2 separate regions of the Homo sapiens genome follow, and region 1 is linked to region 2. Evidence: chromatin contacts called from ENCODE Hi-C or POLR2A ChIA-PET data. All regions are on one chromosome and are shown on one strand. The core of a region is the stretch at or near the end of the contact, and the rest is flanking DNA. Distances in the headings are between cores, read along the strand shown. Region 1 holds the start of LINC00607 (long intergenic non-protein coding RNA 607). Region 2 holds the start of MREG (melanoregulin).

The links. A loop is a pair of places that touch in the nucleus more often than their neighbours do. ChIA-PET counts read pairs that join two places held with the same protein, here RNA polymerase II (POLR2A). Pooled maps may share reads with other maps.
Region 1: a map with no recorded cell type shows a loop between it and region 2 (8-fold over the local background). The contact joins the promoter of LINC00607 here to the promoter of MREG in region 2. A Hi-C loop is called at or near these places in 10 of 37 single-sample maps with no recorded cell type and 2 of 50 pooled maps. POLR2A ChIA-PET finds 5 or more read pairs at or near these places in 1 of 52 experiments (GM12878).

Annotation. Positions count from the first base shown.
Region 1 is chr2:215,839,908-215,844,936 of GRCh38, forward strand. LINC00607 (long intergenic non-protein coding RNA 607) reads right to left here and starts at 3,629. Exons shown (of 10, transcript NR_037195.1): 1 at 3,419-3,629.
Region 2 is chr2:216,010,671-216,016,218 of GRCh38, forward strand. MREG (melanoregulin) reads right to left here and starts at 2,881. Exons shown (of 5, transcript NM_018000.3): 1 at 2,563-2,881. The coding sequence starts at 2,657. RefSeq lists enhancers at 1,936-2,703, 5,328-5,407 and a silencer at 2,676-3,085.

The DNA.
Region 1 (5,029 bases), core at 2,379-4,878, 170 kb before region 2:
ACTGTCTAATAGCCAACAGTCCCTTCCCAGTACTTCAACTCAGTACACAGGGTGCACTGGCCTCCCTGTGGGCAAATGCTGACCAGCTCTCTGTCCGCCATCACCACCCCAAGTTGTGGCTGCCCATCAGCCTTTCCCTGGAGTTGCCCCACGTGGTTCTGTGTTGCAACTGCAACCTCTACCCTAGGCTGCCACCACCTACCCATTGTTCAATATATTTAATATCGCCTGCACCCAAATCTCTACTTTTAGGCCAGGATTAATCCTAGACACACACACACATTCACATACCCCCCACACACACACAGAGGGTTAAAACTACAGTTAAAAGTGCTAGGCCAGATGAAGGCAATAAAATAATAACATCAGCTGTGGAGAGAGAAAAAATGAAATAGTTGGAAACCAAGCAAGGTCTGATACAAAAAAATAAATTAAAATAAAATCTGAGCTTTGTAGTTCTCAGACACAGGTATACGGAATAATTACATCAGAGGGTCTTAAAATGCAGATGTCCAGACCTCGAGACCCAGACTGAATCAGGAACTCTGAGGGTCCCTCATGGAGACCACTGTGCACAGCAGAGCATGGCTCTGCTCTAGATTATTTCTTTAAAAAAAAAAATGGAGTCTCACTCTGTCATCCAGGCTAGAGTGCAGTGGTGTGGTCTCAGCTCACTGCAACCACCGCCTCCCAGGTTCAAGCAATTCTCCTACCTCAGCCTCCTGAGTAGCTGGGATTACAGGCACCTGCCACCATACCCAGCTAATTTTCATATTTTTAGTAGAGACAGGGTTTCACAACGTTGGTCAGGCTGGTCTCGAACTCCTGACCTCAGGTGATCCACCTGCCTCGGCCTCCCAAAGTGCTGGGATCACAGGTGTGAGCCACTGTGCCCGGCCAGCTCTAGATTATTTCTAAAGCATTATCAACCCTGTGTGGATTTCTTAAGACCTACTGCCCACCGATCCCACCTGCAGACTTTTTTGCTGATTGACCAAGCTGCCAAGAGTTGAGGTGAAACTGAAAAGAGGAAGGGTAAAAATAACCACAAAGACAAAAATTGAAATAAATGACAAATGAATGAATACTGTATTAAGAAAAGTGTAAAGCAATCTCTCTACTGGGTGACATAAACTATTGTCTTCAAATTATTTTTACTACCAAACAAGGTTATAGGTTTAGGGTTTTTTGTTTTGTGAGGTTTGTTTGTTTTTTTTTTTTTTACAAGCAAAGAAAAAATGAAATATTATCTTCAAAATGTACTTTCCTTGAGTCTGTGTGGCTATTCATTATTCAAGATAACATCACACAGAGCAAATGAAAAAGAGCTGATTGTGAAAAATTATCTGTGAGAATCCTACTGGGAAGAAAAGTCCACGTGAAGAAAAATTGTAAAGGGTTTAGAGCTCATAAAGAATCAACTGAAATAATGTTCAGTGCAAAATTTATCATGTGATAAAAGTTTATGATCATGTGTAATACTCAAAATAAATGGAACAAATCAATGTCAGTATACCTGCTTTCCTTCCTTCCTTCTGTAAGAAGTCTGTACTCTCTTCTGGACATTCCTGCCAGCCCGGCAGGGTCTGTGGCCCTGTGACCTCAGCAGCTGGCCTCTCCCTCCCTCCCTTCTCCTTCCTGTCCTGTCCCTCCACACATCCACACATCTGGATGCCCCTCAGGTCAAGCAGCGGCCTGGCTAAGCAGCCAGAAACAAGGCTTGGATTCCACAGGGCTGCAACTTGGGTACAGCTGCAATAAACTTATCTGCTAAAGGAAGTCAAGACTCAAGTTCAGGGAAACCCTGGTCTGAACACCTAGTCCAAAGGGCTATAGAGCTATAAGTGTGTTGTCAGGCTTCTGCCAGTCAAAACAATAGAAAATTCAGGAGCAGGCCGGGCACGGTGTCTCACGTCTGTAATCCCAACACTTTGGGAGGCCGAGGTGGGCGGATAACCTGAGGTCAGGAGTTCGAGACCAGCCTGACCAACATGGAGAAACCCCTTCTCTACTAAAAATACAAAATTAGCTGGGTGTGGAGGTGCATGTCTGTAATCCCAGCTACCCAGGAGGCTGAGGCAGGAGAATTGCTTGAACCCAGGAGGCAGAGGTTGCCGTGAGCCGGGATAGCACCACTGCACTCCAGCCTGGGCAACAAGAGCAAAACTCCGTCTCAAAAAAAATAAAAAATAAAAGAAAATAAAAGAAAGTTTGGGACTGAAAGGAAGGTTCTGAGAGTGCAGCTCTTTGGTGGTGGCAGGTTTCTGAATGGGCTGGTGGCAGGATGGGACACCTACCAGGTAAGTCTTCCCCTGTCTTCCTGTGTCTCAGCACTGACCATGTTACTGCCTTACTGGAAAACCTCAATGCCCCTCATTCCCCATCCAATAAAGGCCCCTCATGTTCTGGCACTATGTTTCCTTTCCAATCTTATCTCCCATTATTCATTCATACAAGCCCTGAACAAAATTTGTTAAGTTCCTAATGTATGTCAGTTTCTTAAGTGCTAGAGTCAGAGATGATCAGAAGCACTGTTTTCATCTTCCCAAAATCCACAACTAGAAGGCAGGCAGTCCAGAAACCAATCACTTGGGTGTCTAACAGGCGTCTTGAAATTACATGTTCAAAATTGATTTGATCTTCCCTCTCAAACCTGTTCTTCCCACAGCCTTTCCCACTTCAGCAAATGACAATGGTCTTCCTTCCATTTCTTCAAGTCAGTCTTGGAGCCACTCTTGACTCCTTTCTCTTTCTCTTACAGCTTGTTTCAGCAAGTCCAGCTGGCTCTGCCTTCAAAATACAACCAGGATCTCATCACCTCTCACCAACTCACTGCCACCACCATGACCCAAGCCACCATGCTCGTTTCCTGGGTTACTGCTCTAGCCTCCAAACTGTCTCCCAGCTTCCATCCCTGCCCCTCTATAGTAAATTTTCAACATGGCAAGCAAAGCAATCCTTTATATTTTAATATAAGACAGGTCACGTCTGTAGCCTACCTGCTCAAAATCTTCCACTGGCTTCTCATCTCATTCAAAATGAAAGCCAAAGGCATTCAGGTCGTGTCTAGGACCATGCATCCTCTGGCCCCCACTTCTTTTCCCATTAAAAGTACTTATTGTACCACCACCACTCTCCCTCCTCTCACTCTGCTCCCACGGGTGTGTTTCTCAAACACCATCATGTCCCACCTCTGGATCTTTCCTCCAGCTGCTCCCTCTGCCTGGAATACTCTTCCCTAGGATAGGCTCATGGTTCACTCTCTCACCTCCTTTGGGTCTCTGCTCAACCATCACCTTCTGAGAGAACTTCTCCAACCACCTTGCACAAAATAACACTATCTTTCCCAAGCACTCCCTACTTTCCTTACTTAATCTGATTTATTTTTCAACATTGTACTTATTTTCATTTGACATACCTTCTATTTGTGTTATCTGTTCATTGTTCATCTTCCCCATTTGAATAGAAGACACAGGAGTTCAGAGACTTTGTCTGCTTTCTTCACTGCTGTCTCCCCTGCACTTAGAAGAGTGCCTAGCATGTAGCGTGCTCAGTTAATACATATTGAATTGATTAGTTAACTAGCATGAATAGAGAACTGTTTTCTTTTCCTTCCAATTCCTGGATTCAGTAAAATCCTATTCATTTAGTAAAATCCTACTTGTCTTTAGTCTCAGTTTAAAGGTCACCTCTTCAAAAAGCTATACCTGACTCACCCTAGAGAATTTGGTTCCTCTGGCGTGTGCTCGTGATACTTCATTTGCTGGATGGAACATGAGTGAATGGAGTGGTGGCATTCCTGTCGGCCTCCATCTGCCAGTGTGTCATATTTCCACCTCTATTACTCATCATGGTTCTTCTGGCAGCCAGTGACTAAACCAAGTCACACAGCCAACTTGCTTTCAGAACATGAAGTTCCACTTCAGTATTAGGCTACTGTTGAGTCTCCCCCTCACTCCATCCCAGCTTGTACTACCCAGCCCTCCTCCTGGCCCCAGGCAGGGAGCTCATTCCACAGTTCTTCACTCTTTCCCCTGACAGCCCGACAATTCCTCCCTTCACCTTCCATAGGTCTTTTCCCATGAATTTCTTAAATGAAACATAGTGAGGTTATTGTTCACTATATTGGCTTGCTTATAGACATTTTAGAAAACCTCATATTGCATACTAAGATAGTCACTTAGATATGTACAAATATGGCATTTGAAATGTTCCTACAGAATTCTGGGCAACAAGCTCATGGTCCCTAAAATGATCCACTGTGAAATCAATGGTGACTTAACACTTTTTATCTCCAGTTCTTTTGCCAGAAGCATAACATATTACAAGTTCAACAAGAGCCACTTGATGAGCATGGTAGCCATGCCTGTAACCCCAGCACTTTGGGAGGCCAAAGCAGGAGAATCGCTTCAGGCCAGGAGTTCAACATAGCAAGACCCCATCTCTACAAAAACAAAACAAAACAAAACAAAACAAAAAACCATTAGCCAGATGTGGTGGCCCGCACTTGTAGTCCCAGTTACTCAGGAGGCTGAGGCATGAGGATCACTTGAGCCCAGGAGGTCAAGGCTACAGTGAGTTAAGATGGCACCACTGCACCCCAGCCTGGGTAACAGAGCCTTAAGACCCCATATCAAAAAAAACAAAGAACATTTACTTAACCTCAAAATCCGTCTCTCTAAAAGAATAGTTCATCAATGAATCAATCATTCAACATCTAATGTGTACCCAATGTTGGGTTATATGTTTCTCTTATTAGAGGAAACCAACACATGTGAAACAATGGACAGTGTAGTGGACATCACATGATTTGTTCTGCACAGAATCTGTTTTCCCTTCTGGTTTCCCTTCGGGAAAACACATGTCTCCTCCACTCTCAGTCCACTTGTTTTGGGTAGAATTGAACCTATGTTCAGTGTACGAGTAAACAGCGATCCAAGCCTGGCCAGTCAGAGCATCCCAGCCATGGCCACAGTAATTGGCCCAGGGATGGGCATATAATCCAAACCAACCCAATATGAGTAGATTC
Region 2 (5,548 bases), core at 1,631-4,130:
TAAAAGCCACTACGTTTATGGGAAGTGGTGGTGGCAACCACAGAAAACCAGTGATTACATACTCCAAGTATTTCTTTTAATTAATAAGATGAAATTTTGAACCAAAAGTCACTCACTATTTTACAGACAAATGATCAATGATCGGCCAGGCGCAGTGGCTCACGCCTGTAATCCCAGCACTTTGGGGAGACCGAGGCAGGCAGATCACGAGGTCAGGAGATAGAGACCATCCTGGATAACACGGTGAAACCCCGTCTCTACTAAAAATACAAAAAATTAGCCGGGCGCAGTGGCCGGCACCTGTAGTCCCAGCTACTCGGGAGGCTGAGGCAGGAGAATGGTGTCAGCCTGGGAGGCGGAGCTTGCAGTGAGCCGAGATCATGCCACTGCACTCCAGCCTGGGCAACAGAGCAAGACTCCGTCTCAAAAAAAAAAAAAAAAAATAGTGGTGATTGTTGCTTAACTTTGTGAATGTACTAAAAACTACTGAATTGCATACTTTAAAAAATTTTTAAATCAACTAAAAAAAAGTTTTCAGAACCAATCTTCAGATGCCTTGTATAGGAAAGAACCTGCAGGTACCCATATACACACACGCCACTGTTCCACGTATCCATTAATAAGCTGTTCTTCCCAAATATTGTTATATGGAAATGGTGCCAGAATGACACCAAACCACATGAGACCAGTCCACTCATACCCACATGCTCAGAATAACAATGATAATTAATAACTACAATTTATTGAGTGTTAACTATGTGTCACACTCTATACTAAGCACTTTATATGTATTATCTCCTTTCATCTCTCGTGGCAAACCTTTGAAGTATGTACTATTATCATCCCCATTTTACAGATGATGAAATTGAGGCACAAATAATTTTAATAACTTGTGCCAGGTTACCTAGTTGGGTGAGCAGACTCATTCCAGGCAACCTGATTCACAAGCCCTATGCTACTCCGCTCCAATTGACCCTGGGGCTTCTTAAAATCACATGCAAAATTCACTGACTTGTATTCACTGGATAGAAGCTAAGACAGGAGAGCATCTAAGATTTTAAAACAACCAGAACTATTAACTGAAACAGCAATCCTGGACAGAAAACTGGAAATACTCAAGCCTCTGAGGTTGAAACTAAGCTCAAGTCTGTATTTCATGTTACTAAGAGCCCTGACAAGTTCAGTGTATAACCTAAGCATAAAATTCTAGATTGCAGTTACCCACTACCTATTAGATTAGAGATAGATTATTCCATTTCTCCCTACACACAATAATCTAAAAATCTAAGTGGGAGTGTCATTGACAAGAGCAATCAAAATCACTGTATATTGTGTGTATGACTTTATATATATAATATACATGAGTTACATGTTTATATACATGTGTGCTTACCAAACAGCGAGGAGTAGATGGTAATTTCTAAGTACTACATCCTAGAAGAGGAAGATGGATAAGGGCAAAGTAATCAAAGAAGATTGCTTGAGAAGGCCTTGAAAATAGCTTTTGGGAAGGAGGAGCAAGGATAAAGGTCACCACTTGAGGGAGGGTTGGAGCCAATGAGTGGATTATTCCCACGGCCGCAAGGAGTGTACACTGTTTAATGTACTGGAAAATCAGAGTGGACAGGCAGGAAGGGGTTATGTAAGATCTCCAAAGTCAAGGGGGTGTTTGGACTTGATAGAGTAAGAAAAGGTAAATCATTCCTTAGAAAAAGTTGTGCAAGCTGTATTACGTGAGTTTCATACTTCAAAAGAAAGAAACCCTGGCTTTAGTATTTGCTTACTCAACCCTGGAATTCCACCTGAAATACTGTTTCCTAATTCCATTTTAAATATTCTGTTTCTGTCATGTCTACCCCTGAGGCATGACCTAGTCCAGCCTCGATTTCAGCAAACTCAAGATAGAAAATGATTGCTTAAAATCACAGCCCTGAACAAAACTGGGCTGGTATGGTCTCTTCACAAAGCCTCTTAGCTTATTGCTAATGAGCATTACATTTCCTCACACTTCATAGCTTAACCTGTAATGAATCAACATCCTAGTGAATAGGCTGCCCCTTGATGAAACATGCATTTTTTTCATGTGAAAAATATTTCCTTATACTCAGTCACTGGAATCGTCTTCGTTGGGTAATAAAATTGAATGAGAAATAGACAACTTTTTTGCTGAGTGGCACAGAAATCCACAGTCGCCCGTTTCACTGTAATATACCGATCAAATACCCAGTCACAGTTGTATTTTATCAGACCCCTATGGAAACTTCTGATCAACTTCTCTCCCTTACTTCCCTGCCCAGGTAGGACACCCGAATTCTTGGCACTTTGCACAGACATCCAGCTGGGTCTCAGGTGTCTCCGAAGATTTGTGCTTTTCGGCAAAAATCTTACTCAAGGAACAAACCCAAAACATCCCATAAGGAACCAAGGGGCTGAGATGGCGCCTCCGCGTGCCCTTCCAGCAAGCCCACCTCCCCAACTCACACAAGCACACAGGTGTCCACACTCTCGGCGCCCGGCTACGGCCCAGGTAAGCCCAGATCCCGGCCCGGGCGGCGCACCCACCTGACGAGGGGCTCCTTCTCAGGCAGGGCGCGCTCCTCCAAGCACTCGCACCCGCAGCAGCAGCACACGGTTCTCAGCCAGTCCCTCAGCCCCATGGAGAGCGAGGGCCCCCACCGGCGCCGGAAGCCTGGGGCCGAGTCGCCGCGGCGAGCGATCGAGGCTGGGGCGCGGCCACCGCGCCAGCGTCCAGGTGCGGGGACAGCGGCAGCCCGGGCGTCGCGGGCTGGTCCGCGCGCATCACGCCGCGGCCGGGGACGCGGGCGAGGGCTGCAGGCCGCGCGCCCTCCTCTCCTTGCGTTTTGTTTGGGGCGTGAGTTTTCTTCGGGCTTTTTTTCCCCTCTTTTAATTCCCCGAGCGCAATTTGGGGCGCATGCGTCCACGAGACGCCCCGCTACCGCCCTCTAAGGGTGAAGCAGGGACTCCAGCCAGTCCTCAAAATCCCAGGGCACCGGAGGCTGGCAGCCGGGCTGGGGGAGGGCGGGGAGGGGAAAGCCCTGGAGCCACAGAGCACGAGGTTGGGCTGAATCTATTCGTACCTTTTATTGGCTTCACTGCGCGAGGAAATTAAAGATCCTCCCCCACCCCTACAGGCCTTCAAAGCAGAGTTTTGGGCATGTTTTTGATGTCAGCTCCACACAGAGTAAAAGTTACCAAAAGAGCATGGATTGATGCATATCGGCGTAGGGTTTTTTTTTAAATAATATATTTACAATGATTTGAAAAATTGTTTTCAAACCTCCTAGTCCTTAAATAGCCCCTATTTGTGAGGCAACCACTTGTGAGTTTCCAGAGCTATTTATATATAGTTGTATTTATTTGTGCTTGTACAAACTTGTTAATATATGTGCCTGTCCTCATCCCTTTGACCCAAACAGCGGCATACTCCACACATTTCTGCACCTGGCTTTTTTGACTCAGTGTATCATGGAGGCTGTCCCTTGTCAGCGCGTGGATATCCTCCTCTCATTTTAACAGTTGCATGCTAAGCAGTTTTAAGGATGCCCACATGTTACTTACTCAGACCCCTATTGATGGACATATGGGTGGATTCCGGCCTTTCATTATTAAGATAATGCTGCAGTGAACATTCTTGAACCAAAGTATTTGAACACGTCTGCAAGAATGTCTATTGGATAGGCCGGGCGCGGTAGCTCAAGCCTGTAATCCCAGCAAGTTGGGAGGCCGACGCGGGCGGATCATGAGGTCAAGAGATTGAGACCATCCTGGCCAACATGGTGAAGCCCCGTCTCTACTAAAAATACAAAAATTAGCCGGGCATGGTGGCGGGCGCCTGTAGTCCCATCTACTCAAGAGGCTGAGGCAGGAGAATTGCTCGAACCCGAGAGGCGGAGGTTGCAGTGAGCCGAGATCACGCCACTGCACTCCAGCCTGGGTGACAGAGCAAGACTCCGTCTCAAAAAAAAAAAAATAAAATTAAAGATATATATATCTATTGGATAAATGTTTGGCAGTTGAATTGCTGGGTCATTGGTCAGGTGCCTTTTTAATTTTGATGGATCTTGCCAAATTGCTCCCCAAAGAAATAATCCGAATTTACTCTCTGACCAGCAACATATGAAAGTATCTACTTCCCTATACCCTCGCCAAATGCAAGGTTCAATCTAAAGTTTTGTCTTTTCCAGTCTGATTTATTCAACAAATATTTATGGAGCATCTCATCTGTTATGTGCTGGGTATTTTCTAAGAGCCGGGAATAAAGCAGTGAATGAAACAAATACAAATCTTTACTCTAATGGAGCAAACGTTCTAGTGGGAAGTCAGACAAAGTATTATTCAATATGTTAGGAGTCCATATGTACTATGGAGAAAAATAAGGCAGGGAAGGGAATAAGAAGTGCCAGGGAGAGCGGGGTGTGTGTGTGCACGCGTGTGTGTGCGCGCGTGCGTCTGTGCGTGCGTACGTGTGCGCGCGCGCGTGCGTGTGTGTTCGTGTATGTGTGCGTGTGCGTGTGTGTGTTGGGTGGAGGGGAGTGATGCCTGCACTTTTAAATGAGGTGGTCAGGGAAGGCCTCGCTGAGACTGTGACATGTAAGAAAAACTTGAAGGAGGTGAGCAAGCTAGCCATGATATCGCCAGGAAGAGTATTTCAGGCGGAGTGAATATGGGCAAAACCCCAGAGGAGGGAGAATGAACTATAGGGTACCTGTGGGAGAATATGGACTCTAGGGGCCCTAGAGAGAAGGGGGCCATGGAAAGGGAAGAGTTATAGGAGATAGCGGAACACGGGACGTTGCAGGACATTGATTGCAAGGACTCTGGATTTTGCTCCACATGAGCTGAGAAAATCTTCAGAGGTTTTTGAGTAGAGGGAACGATATGGTCTAACTGAGATGGTAATAGGATCCAATGGCTGCTGTCTTGAGAAAAACCTAAGTGTCAAGGGAGATGTATATGGAGGCCATCCTAAAGGTCCAGGTGACAGATGACAGTGGTTTACACCAGGGTGGTGGGTGGTAGCAGTCGAGGTGGTAAGGAACGGCTGGACTCTAGCTGGAATTTGAAGGTAGAGCCAACAGGATATGCTGAAGGATTGTAAATAGGGTGTGAAAAGAAAAGAAAAAAGTGAGTCCCAAGTTTTGGATTTATAAACTTGGAGGCTGAATCTCCACTGGCTGAGATAGAGGAGTGTGGGAGGAGCCGGTTTGGAGGGTGAGGAGGAGGAGCAAGAGCTTATGAAAGTGTCAATCCTCATGGGCGGTGTATTATTTTTAAAAGTGTCTTACTACACATAGGTTTGTCCTGTTCCAGCTACAGTGTGAGGCTGAAGGGACTTATCAAGTACATAATTCATTGAAAGGCTACGAAGGGATAAAGAAAAATAACAGAAGGTCCCTGCAGCCTCTGGCTTAGCTGGGGAGACAGGATATGGACCCATCATGAAACATTAACAGGATGTGACAGAGAACCAGCTGTCACCAGACAGCACAGGACTGTGTTGTCATGCCCACACCATGTCGCTTACCAC